Regions from separate parts of the Homo sapiens genome. Here region 2 is linked to region 1. Evidence: read pairs that join two places in POLR2A ChIA-PET (ENCODE). Cell type or tissue: HepG2. All regions are shown on one strand. Each heading gives the region's core, and the rest is flanking DNA. Links, peaks and the distances in the headings are about the cores only.

What was found. ChIA-PET counts read pairs that join two places held together with the same protein. Peaks named below come from ENCODE experiments on the same cell type or tissue, not always from the same donor. Only the 100,000 strongest peaks of a DNase experiment are listed, where the experiment ranks them.
Region 2: POLR2A ChIA-PET joins it to region 1 with 13 read pairs; 16 of 35 experiments call an interaction of 5 or more read pairs at or near these places.

The regions. Positions count from the first base shown.
Region 1 is chr16:67,015,783-67,021,153 of GRCh38, forward strand. It overlaps the pseudogene RN7SL543P. Among named protein-coding and RNA genes, the nearest start is that of CBFB, 11 kb to the right of the region's middle. RefSeq lists a silencer at 2,107-2,156. In HepG2, for the core only: a CTCF peak has its summit at 2,246 (motif pointing right); a DNase peak (open chromatin) is centred at 2,329.
Region 2 is chr16:67,114,525-67,119,895 of GRCh38, forward strand. All of the region lies in intron 1 of PHAF1 (phagophore assembly factor 1), which reads left to right. Among named protein-coding and RNA genes, the nearest start is that of PHAF1, 7.3 kb to the left of the region's middle. In HepG2, for the core only: no CTCF peak of the experiment used is centred there; a DNase peak (open chromatin) is centred at 2,377; H3K4me3 peaks cover 692 bases.

The sequences.
Region 1 (5,371 bases), core at 181-5,180:
CAGGCAGATCACCTGAGGTCAGGAGTTCTGGACCAGCCTGGCCAACATGGTAAAACCCTGTCTCTACTAAAAATATAAAAATTAGCCAGGTGTGGTGGCACACACCTGTAATCCCAGCTACTCAGGAGGCTGAGGCACAAGAATCGCTTGAGCCTGGGAGGCGGAGGTTGCCAAGATTGTGCCACTGCACTCCAGCCTGGGCGACAGAGTGAGACCCTATCAAAAAAAAAAAAAAAAAAGTCAGGGATGGACGAAAGAGGCAGAAGCTGGTGGACACACAGCCAGACAGACAAATGGAAAGAGAGCCAGGGCAGTGCTGGGGCAGTTCAGACAAGAGAGGGGGCATGCCTGGACACTCAGAAGGTAGCCATGGGCAGGGATCTGTTTTTCATCACAGTTGTCTGACCACTGAGACACCTTGGGGTGGGAGGCTGATGGAAAGGGAGGGCTTCCTGGAGGAGCCTTTGAAAGGACCTATAGGGAATAGTGGAGGGAGTGAAGGTGGGAGTGGAGGGGAAGCTGTCTCAGCCAGAGGGCACAGCAGGAGCAAAGGCCTGGAGGCAGGAATTGGCTTGTTCAGTCCCAGCAGCTCTATGTCAGTCAGCATGGCCCCCACAGAAAGACTGAAAGAGGAAATGGCCCAGAACTGGAGCACCAGGCCTGTAAGCTGGGAGGGAGCATGGACTCTATGCTGAGGCACTAGGGAGCCATGGGAGGGGCATGTCTTGGTCAGATTCACCTTCCAGGAGGGTCTTTGAGGTTACCTAGTACAGAGACACTGGAGGAAGAGAGAGTGGAAGTGGGCAGACCAGGGGATGGTGGCAGAGAACTAGACAGTGGGTCCTTCGTGGAATCGAGCAAGCAAGTTCCCAAAGTAGATGGTTAGGACCTAGTGACACATAAGGGCAGGTGTACTGTTTTTCCAAGGAACTTTAGGCCAAGGCAGGAGGTCAGCTCTGATCACTCACCTCCCCCACTCACAGGATGGCCCCTGGTGTACTCTGGCCTAGCACACTCCCACCCAGCCAGGTCTGGGAACTCACATGGCCCCTCCCCAGACCTGGGAGACCTTGGCATCTACCCACTGGGCCCAGGAAAAGCCCCAAGAGGTGTCCAGTCCAGGGTGGAGGCACAAACAGACCTCCCACCCCACAGAAAGCTTGTTAAGACAGCACTCTCAACTCCCACCACCAGCCGTCTGTGCAATGATGACTCCACTGCCATGAGGGGTTAGGCTTGGGTCTGTTTGGGAAGCCAGTAGGTAGGGGAGGAGGGCCCAGATGAGCCCAGAAAGAACTCAGAGGCTGAGATCACATGGCCGACAGAGCAGGGTTCACCACGCCTTTTAGTCAGAATTTAGGGAGATGTGTGTTCCTGTCTGGGCCTGTTCTTTTGTGTGTCCTCAGGCAGACCACTTGCCTCCCTGGGCCAGACTTTCTTTGGGAACAGTCCCTGTTTTAGGACAGGACTCTGGCCTCAGCCCCCTGTAGCCATGGTCCAGGACCCCTGTCCACTCCAAGCCCTTTCAGCCACAGGAGCTGCTGGCAGAGCACATTGGTGACCTCACCAAGTAGCTGCTGGGTGATCATCATGGATCCCCCGCCGACAAAGAGCAAGAACCCTTTTGAGGGGGAGCCTGAAGGTGAAAGAAAAGGCCTTTCAGGAAATTAGCACCAGTGGCAGGAAAATTCATCAAAAGCTGGAGGAGGCGCCTGTGGCCGATTCACGTCTCTTGCCAAAGAGGCAGCTCCTCTGACCTGGGGGAAGGGCTGGTAGCTTCCGGGGCCTTCTAGAGACCCCACATCCTTGGGCCTGTTGCTGGGCCTCTCAGCACCTGGCAGGGGTGCCACCATGGATTTGCTGCTCCCAAATCACAGGATTCTGCAGTGCTAGGAAAGGCTGCTGATGAGTAGGGGGTCTTGGGTTTTAATGTAACTCTTCCCTCTGCTGTGTGATCTCAGACACTCAACTGGCTTCTCTGATACTCCCTGCCAGGAGAAATCCTAACCTGCCTGGCCTCTAGGCGACCAATATATCCACAATACTCAGTATATCTGAGACAAGAATATTTTTCTGAAGAGTGAGGATGCAACTATACCCAAACAATCATTGGTAGTGGGAGGTCTCACGTGAGAAGCAGGGAGGCAGCCTGAATGTTGAACCCATTATTCTGGTAGCAGCCCCACCTGCCAGCATCCAGGTATGGCCGACAGAATAGCTGTTGCAGCACACACCTCCAGGGGGCACCATTTCCATGGTTTACAGTCTGAATGAGGCCTGAATGTAACCTGAGCTTCATGACTGCCTCCTCTGGGCTTGGTACCCACAGGCACACTCACACTACACACGTGCCTCAGAGAATGCTCTGATTGGTTGATCACGATCACCACCTAACCTAAAGCATCCACATTGGTCAGGCTTTGGAGCCCGCACTTCTGCTCTAGCTATGCATGGCTCCCTTCAGCTCCCAGGGCAGGTCCAGTCCCAGGTCCAGCCAGATGATTTAGTGCTGATAGAAGCAGGATCTTTTGAAAGAGCTATGGATGTAGCAGGCCCCAGAGGCTCAGGAAGTCCTTTCCAGGCCATGCCCTGGTTCTGGCACTGCTACTGCCCCTGCTCCACTACTAAAGGAGGCAGGCCAGGCCATGCATGGTGGCTCACGCCTGTAATTCCAGCACTTTGGGAGGCCAAGGTGGGCAGATCTCCTGAGGTCAGGAGTTCAAGACTAGCCTGGCCAACATGGTGAAACCCCGTCTCTACTAAAAATACAAAAAATTAGCTGGGCATGGTGGTGCTCGCCTGTAATCCCATCTACTCGGGGGGCTGAGACAGGAGAATCGCTTGAAACGTTGAAACCGGGAGGCAGAGGTTGCAATGAGCAAGATCGCACCACTGCACTCCAGCCTGGGTGACAGAGTAGGACTCCATCTCAAAAAAAAAAAAAAAAAGAATAAAGAAAAAAGAAAAGGAGGCAGGCCACAGGCATTTACTTTTTTTTTTTTTTTTTTTTGAGACGGAATCTTGCTCTGTCGCCCAGGCTGGAGTGCGGTGGAACGATCTCGGCTCACTGCAGCCTCCACCTCCCAGGTTTAAGCTATTCTCGTGCCTCAGCCTCCCAAGTAGCTGGGATTACAGGCATAAGCCACCACACCCAGCTGATTTTTGTATTTTTAGTAGAGATGGGGTCTCGCCATGTTGGCCAGGTTGGTCTAGAACTCCTGACCTCAGATGACCCACCTGCCTTGGCCTCCGAAAGTGCTGGGCTTACAGGTGTGAGCCACTGCACCTGGTTTCAGGCACCCTTTCAGCTCATTGTATGGCATTTTGGCTAGACCTTATGTGAACTCAAATTGTTATCCTGTGCTTCCCTTACTGGCAACGTTTACAGATGGCTTTGTATCAACCAAAGCGTTGTACAACTCATAGCATTTCAGAGCTAGAAGGGACCATAAACAGTGTCATAGCCACCGTTCTTTGAACACTTACAACTTTGTGCTAGACACTAACCCAGGTACCTTCTGATGTTTTTGCCTGCACGGTACAGCCATTCCTTTTCCCGTGACACCACCCTGTCCTCGGCAATTCACCGTGTCCACACCACAGCTCAGGGATGACCAGATAACCCAGACTTGGACTATTAAGCTCAATCTCAAGATTTTTGTAGAAACATCAGGAAAGAGAATGGGTACCACTTGAGGGTGAGTCAGCATGTGAAGGAAGGTAAAACGGAAAACTAGCCAGGTACAGTGGCATGTGCCTGCAGTCCCAGCTACTCGGGAGGCTGAGACGGGAGGATTGCTTGAGCCCAGGAGTTCTGGGCTGTAATTCACTATGTTGATTAGGTGTCTGCACTAAGTGTGGCATCGATATGGTGATCTCCTAGGAACGAGGGACCACCAGGTAGCCTAAGGAGGGGTGAACCAGCCCAGGTCGAAAATGGAGCAGGTCAAAACTCCTGTGCTAATCAGTAGTGGGATCGTGCCTGTGAGTAGCTGTTGCACTCCAGCCTGGGCAATATAGCAAGACCTCATCTCCAAAAAAAAAAAAAAAAAAAGGAATAGTGAAATGAAATAGTTCACACTGAGAAACAGCCTTGAACGAATAAAATAAAATAAAATAGGCTGGGCGCTGTGGCTCACACCTGTAATCCCAGCACTTTGGGAGGCCGAGGAAGGCGGATCACTTGAGGCCAGGAGTTCAAGACCAACCTGAGCAGCAATATAGCAAGACACCCCCACCTCTAAAGAAAAAAAAAATTAAAGAGTTAAGTGACTGCATTTCTTCAACTGCAGGACTTCTCTGGGATCTCTCTCTCTCTGAGTCTACCTGGCTATATGCCCTTGAATGAGTCCAGTCACCTGTTCTGAGTCTCAATTTCAAGAGCTACAAAATAAGACAGTAATTATTTCCCTCTTTATCCTTTATTTATTTATTTAATTTTTTATTTTTTATTTTTTGAGATGGAGTCTTGCTCTGTCGCCCAGGCTGGAGTGCAGTGGCACAATCTCGGCTCACTGCAAGCTCCGCCTCCCGGGTTCACGCCATTCTCCTGCCTCAGCCTCCCGAGTAGCTGTGACTACAGGCACCCGCCACTACGCCTGGCTAATTTTTGTATTGTTAGTAGAGACGGGGTTTCACTGTGTTAGCCAGGATGGTCTCCATCTCCTGACCTCGTGATCCACCCGCCTTGGCCTCCCAAAGTGCTGGGATTACAGGCGTGAGCCACCGCGCCCGGCATTTTTTTTTTTTTTTTTTTTTGAGATGGTGTCTCGCTGTGTCACCCAGGCTGGAGTGCAGTGGCACGATCTTGGCTCACTGCAACCTCTGCCTCCTGGGGTCAAGCGATTCTACCGCCTCAGCCTCCAGAGTAGCTGGGACTACAGGCATGTGCCACGCCCAGCTATTTTTTTGTATTTTTAGTAGAGACAGGGTTTCACCGTGTTAGCCAGGATGGTCTCAATCTCCTGACCTCGTGATCCCCCCACCTCGGCCTCCCAAAGTGTTGGGATTACAGATGTGAGTCACCATGCCCGGCCTTCCCTCTTTATCTTGAAGAAATTAAGGAGAGGCCAGCGAGAGAGTGTTTGGAAAATTGCTTTATGCAGTGGCTTGTGCCTGTAACCCCAGCACTTTCGGAGGCCAAGGTGGTAAGATTACTTGTGCCCAGAAGTTCGAGACCAGCCTGAGCAACATAACAAGACCCCGTCTCTGGAAGAAAGGAAGGAAGGAAGGAAGGAAGGAAGCAAGCAAGCAAGCATGGATTAGCCAGGTGGAGTGGTGTGTGCCTGTGGTCTCAGCTATTGTGAGACTGAGGCAGGAGGATCACTTGAGCCCAGGAGTTTGAGGCTGCAGCGAGCAATGATGCCACCAC
Region 2 (5,371 bases), core at 73-5,072, 99 kb after region 1:
ACAACAGGAGCTGGAAATCTTCCAGTCGAATGAAAGAAGAAAAAAAAAAAAAACCACAGGAGAAAAGGTAGATGATGTGTGCAGGGAACTATAAGCAATTTGGTATTATAATTAGAGCATGATGTACTGGTAGAAGAAGAAAATGGATTTCCCAGAGTCCCAATTCTGTTTGGTTATAGCTGCCTGGGATACTATCAAGGATACTTTGTGTTGGAATCTGTGCAAATCTGTGGAAAAAAGGATATGTATTAGTGAAGTGTATTGTGGGCTTTCGTTTAGGAAGAACTGGATTTGGAGAGGTGGGGAAGAAGGAGGAATCTAGAGGTTTCTGACTTGAGAAACTCTGTATGATGTTGGACATAGATATTGAGACCTAGAATACAGAGAAGATGAAAAGATCACTTTTAATCTGTTGGCTTTTATTTGCCTTTAGATGTATACAGAAAACAGATGGAGATATGAGTCAGAAACTGGGTGGTTAGTTGAACCAGGGATGAGCAGAAGAAACATAGCCTATTGGAGAGACTTGGAAAAGTTAGAGGAGAGTAGTATTGGTGGAGAGACAATAGGAGTTCAAGAGAAGGAGGGTGGTCAACAGGATTCGTGGTATAGGACCTAAGTGTTCTACCTAATTGCTTTGTTTCACAGATGTGCATGACCACCTACAGCTGTGCCAGGCACAGTGATTGGGTGCTGGGAGGTATTGAGGTGAACAAGACAGACAAGGTCCTACCTCTGTGAGGATATAAGGGAGACTAACAGATAAATAAATGGTATGAGAGGCTTCATTGAATAAGGCAGTGAGGGAAGTGAGGTGTGACCAAGACCTAAAGTGCGAACAAGAGGCAGCTTTGGGTAGAGCATTCCAGATTCCAGCAGCAACAAGAGCTAATTCAGAAGCCTGAGGTGAGAAGGAGCTTGACGTGTGCAAGTAACAAAGGGTGAACAGTGGAAAGAAGATATAGATGGGTAAGATCCAGAATATTCAGGGCCTTTGGTGATGACATGGTGTTTGGGTTTTATCTGCCTGCAATGGGAAGCCATTGAGAGGTTATAAGCAGGCAAGTGCTGAGATCTGTGAGACAAAGATTTGTGCGGTTTAGAAGGCTGACCATTCTGTTAGAGCTGGGATAGTGCTCCTGTTTCTTTGCCATTCATATAGTTAGTTCCCTTTAGAGATCTTTCGTAGCCCTCCTTTACCAGTAGCTGTGTGATGACCAGTCACCATGGCTGCTTCGTCTCCTCTGGGTGAGTTTCTCCCTGGGTGACTCAGGATCCTAAGATCCTAAGATGCTGAGACATCCTTTGATGTGGTAAATGGAATCCTCCCTCAAGAAACTGGCATGGGCTGGGAGCGGTGGCTCATGTCTATAATCCCAGCATTTTGGGAGGCCGAGACGGGAGGATAGCTTGAGCTCAGGAGTTTGAGGCCAGCCTGGGTGGCATAGCAAGACCCCGTCTCTTTGAAAAAAAGAAAAAGAAACTGGCATGTGCCACGTGGATCAGAGAAGCCATGCGGCCTTCCTCTTTCTTGACATCTAACTAACTGAGTTTCTCTGTCTTCTGCACGTGGATGTTTGTCCATTCCTCCTGGGAATGACAGCATAGATGTTCCTCCATTTAGGAATGGCAAAGGTGAGGGATGCATCCAGCTTGTTCATATTCTCAAACATTTATTGAGTCCCTACTGTGGGCCAGGTTTTATGCTATGGAAGGCTGAAAAGTGCTTTTTTAAAGATTATAAGTCAGCCTTGTGATGATTGCCTTCAACTTTCTTCAGACTGAAGAATGGCCTCTCAGATGAGGGTAGAATCAGATTGTTTAAATGTAGATGAGCCATGAGCTTTTTACCTTCTAATTAATTCTTCATTTGTCAGCTCTTTTTTGCATATCGCATCTCTTTGACCTGGAGGCCAACTGATTTAAATGTGAACTGACTGCCATCGGATGAAGCCATGGTCCCTTTTCCTTCCTTTCTCTTGTCACCCACTCTACAATCCATCAGTCCCACTCAGTAAATATTTATTCAATAGTCACTGTATTGGCCACGTGCGGTGGCTCACACCTGTAATTCTAGCACTTTAGAAAGCGGAGGTGGGAGGATTACATGAGCCCAGGAGTTCAAGACCAGTCTGGGCAACACAGTGAGACCTAGTCTCTACCAAAAATTTAAAAGTTAGCCAGTTGTGGTGGCACATGCCTGTAGTCCCAGCTACTCAGGAGACTGAGGTGGGAGTATCTCTTGAGCCTGGGAGACAGAGGTTTCAGTGAGCCAAGATTGCACCACTACACTCCAGCCTGGGTGACACAGTGAGATTGTGTCTCAAAAAAACAAAACAAAACCAGTCACTGGGTGGTTAGCTCTGAGCAGGGTACAAGGGATCCAGAGAGTGGTGAACAGCAGATACATTGTTTTTGTATTCATTAAACTATGAGTCTTTGTTTTTTGATTGCCCAGGACCTGTCTCTATGTGTGTTTCTTCTTGTTTAAATTATAATGGACTCTGGAAACAAACTTTTTTTTTTGAGACGGAGTGTCACTCTGTCGCCAAAGTTGGAGCGCAGTGGCACGATCTCAGCTCACTGCAACTTCTGCCTGCCAGGTTTAAGCAATTCTCCTGACTCAGCTTCCTGAGTAGCTGGGACTACAGGCACACACCACCATGCCCAGCTAATTTTTTTTTTTTTTTTTTTTTTTGTATTTTTAGTGGAGACAGGGTTTCACCAAGCCGGCCAGGCTGGTCTCAAACTCCTGACCTCGTGATCCGCCTGCCTCGGCCTCCCAAAGTGCTGGGATTACAGGTGTGAGCCACCGCGCCCAGCCTGGAAACAAACTTTTTGGTGGTCTCAGTGAGTCCTTAGACTGTTGGAGATGTCATTGGAATTTGGATTACTTAAACTGGAGGCATATGTAAATCTGCTTATAATGGGCCATGAGTTAAAGAACCAAGTGTTAAGAGTTAGATATTCAGGCCGGGCACAGTGGCTCATGCCTGTAATCCCAGCACTTTGGGAGGCCGAGGCGGTGGATCACGAGGTCAGGAGATCGAGACCATCCTGGCTTACATGGTGAAACCCTGTCTCTACTAAAAAATACAAAAAATTAGCCAGGCGTGGTGGCGGGAGCCTGTGGTCTGAGGCAGGAGAATGGCGTGAACCCAGGAGGCGGAGCTTGCAGTGAGCGGAAATCGCACCATTGCACTCCAGCCTGGACAACAGAGCGAGACTTCAGACTGCGTCTCAAAAAAAAAAAAAGAGATATTCAGGAATGCCTCGCCCTGTTGCTTTTTTTTTTTTTTTCCTCCTGAGACAGCACCTGGCTCTGTCACCCAGGCCAGAGTGCAGCCTCCACCTCCCAAGCTCAAGCCATCCTTTCACCTCAGCCTCCTGAGTAGCTGGGATGACAGGGGCACACCATCATGCCTGGCTGATTTTTTTTTTTTTTTTTGAGATAGAGTCTCGCTCTGTAGCCCGGGCTGGAGTGCAGTGGCGCAATCTTGGCTCCCTGCAAGCTCCACCTCCCAGGTTCATGCCATTCTCCTGTCTCAGCCTCCCAAGTAACTATGGGACTACAGGCGCCCGCCACCACGCCCGGCTAATTTTTTTTTTTTTTTTTTTTTTTTCTTTTTTAGTAGAGATGGGCTTTCACCATGTTAGCCAGGATGGTCTCGATCTCCTGACCTCGTGATCTGCCCTCCTCGGCCTCCCAAAGTGCTGGGATTACGGACGTGAGCCACTGCACCTGGCTGCCTAGCTAATTTTTTTGTATTTTAATAGGCATGAGCCACCGTACCCTGCCCCTGTTGCTTTTTTTTTTTTTTTTTTTTTTTGAGACAGAGTCTTGCTCTGTCTCCCAGGCTGGAGTGCAGTGGCGCTATCTCGGTTCACTACAACCTCTGCCTCCTGAGTTCAAGCAGTTCTCCTGCCTCAGCCTCCAGAGTAGCTGGGACTACAGGTGTGTGCCACCATGCCTGGCTAATTTTTGCATTTTTAATGGAGACAGGGTTTCACCACGTTGGCTAGGTTGGTCTTGAACTTCTAACCTGATGATCTGCCCATCTCGGCCTCCCAAAGTGCTGGGATTACAGGTGTGAGCCACCGGGCCTGGCCCCTTGTCGCTATTTTTAAATTAAATAAAAAATAAAAAGAACTAGATATTTGTGGGATTTTAAGTAAAAATCCAGTGAAATCCTTGGTAAAATAAGTTGATTCATTGATTCTGGTGGATGAGTGATCTTAAACTTTTTTTTTTTTTTTTTTTTTTTTTTGAGATAGGGTCTTGTCTGTCACCCAGGCGGGAGCACAGTAGCACTTATCATGGCTCACTGCAGGATCAACCTCCTGGGCCGAAGCAATCCTCTCACCTTAGCCACCCCAGGACCTAGAGTAGTCCCGGCATATCCCACCATGCCCAGCTAATTTTTTTACTTTTTGTAGAGACAGGATCTTACTATATTCCCAGGCTGGTCTTAAATTCCTGGCCTCAGGCGATCCTCCTGCCCTGCCCTCCCAAAGTGTTGGGATTACAGGCATGAGCCACCACACCCAGTCCTGATTTTAAACTTTTAAAATTGTTCCTTATAAGTCATGTACTCTAATAGGCCTTCATTTCAGAGATGCAGAGACAGGTGCCAGAAAGGAAGAGAAAGGACCTATCTCAGGTCATATCTAAGCCATGGCAGAGTGAGGACCAAAACCTGGGTCTGCAGAATTATGCAGTCAGTGCTTTTCTTGCTTGGTTCTTTGATTCATACTTACTTTGCTTTCTCTGAGCGCTTGTCTGTGTCAGATCAGTGTGGAGGTCCCTGTTTCCAGGAAGACTTTTTGTATATTCACTGCCTCCCATCCCCTTCCATGCATGTCCAACCTTTTGGCTTCCCTGGGCCACATTGGAAGAAGAATTGTCTTGAGCCACACATAAAATAGACTAACACTAATGATAGTTAATGAGCTTAAAAAAAATAAAAATGTAAAAAGGGTCCATGCATCATACGCATCTTTTTTTTTTTTTTTTATAGACAGAGTTTTGCTCTGTTGCCCAGGCCGAGTGCAGTGGCGTGATCTTGGCTCACTGCAACCTCCGCCTCCTGGGTTCAAGCATTTCTCCTGCCTCAGCCTCCCGGGTAGCTGGGACTACAAGGGCAGCCACCTCGCCTGGCTAATTTTTTTTTTTTTTTTTTTTTAGTAGAGTCAGAGTTTTACCATGTTAGCTAGGCTGGTTTCAAATGCCTGACCTCAAGTGATCCTCCCACCTTGGCCTCCGAAAGTGCTGGGATTGCAGGCATAAGCCACCACGCCCGGCCCATGCATGATTTTTGTGATATCCACCACCACAGATAAGCAAAAGAGTCCTTGCATTCAAAGAGTTGGA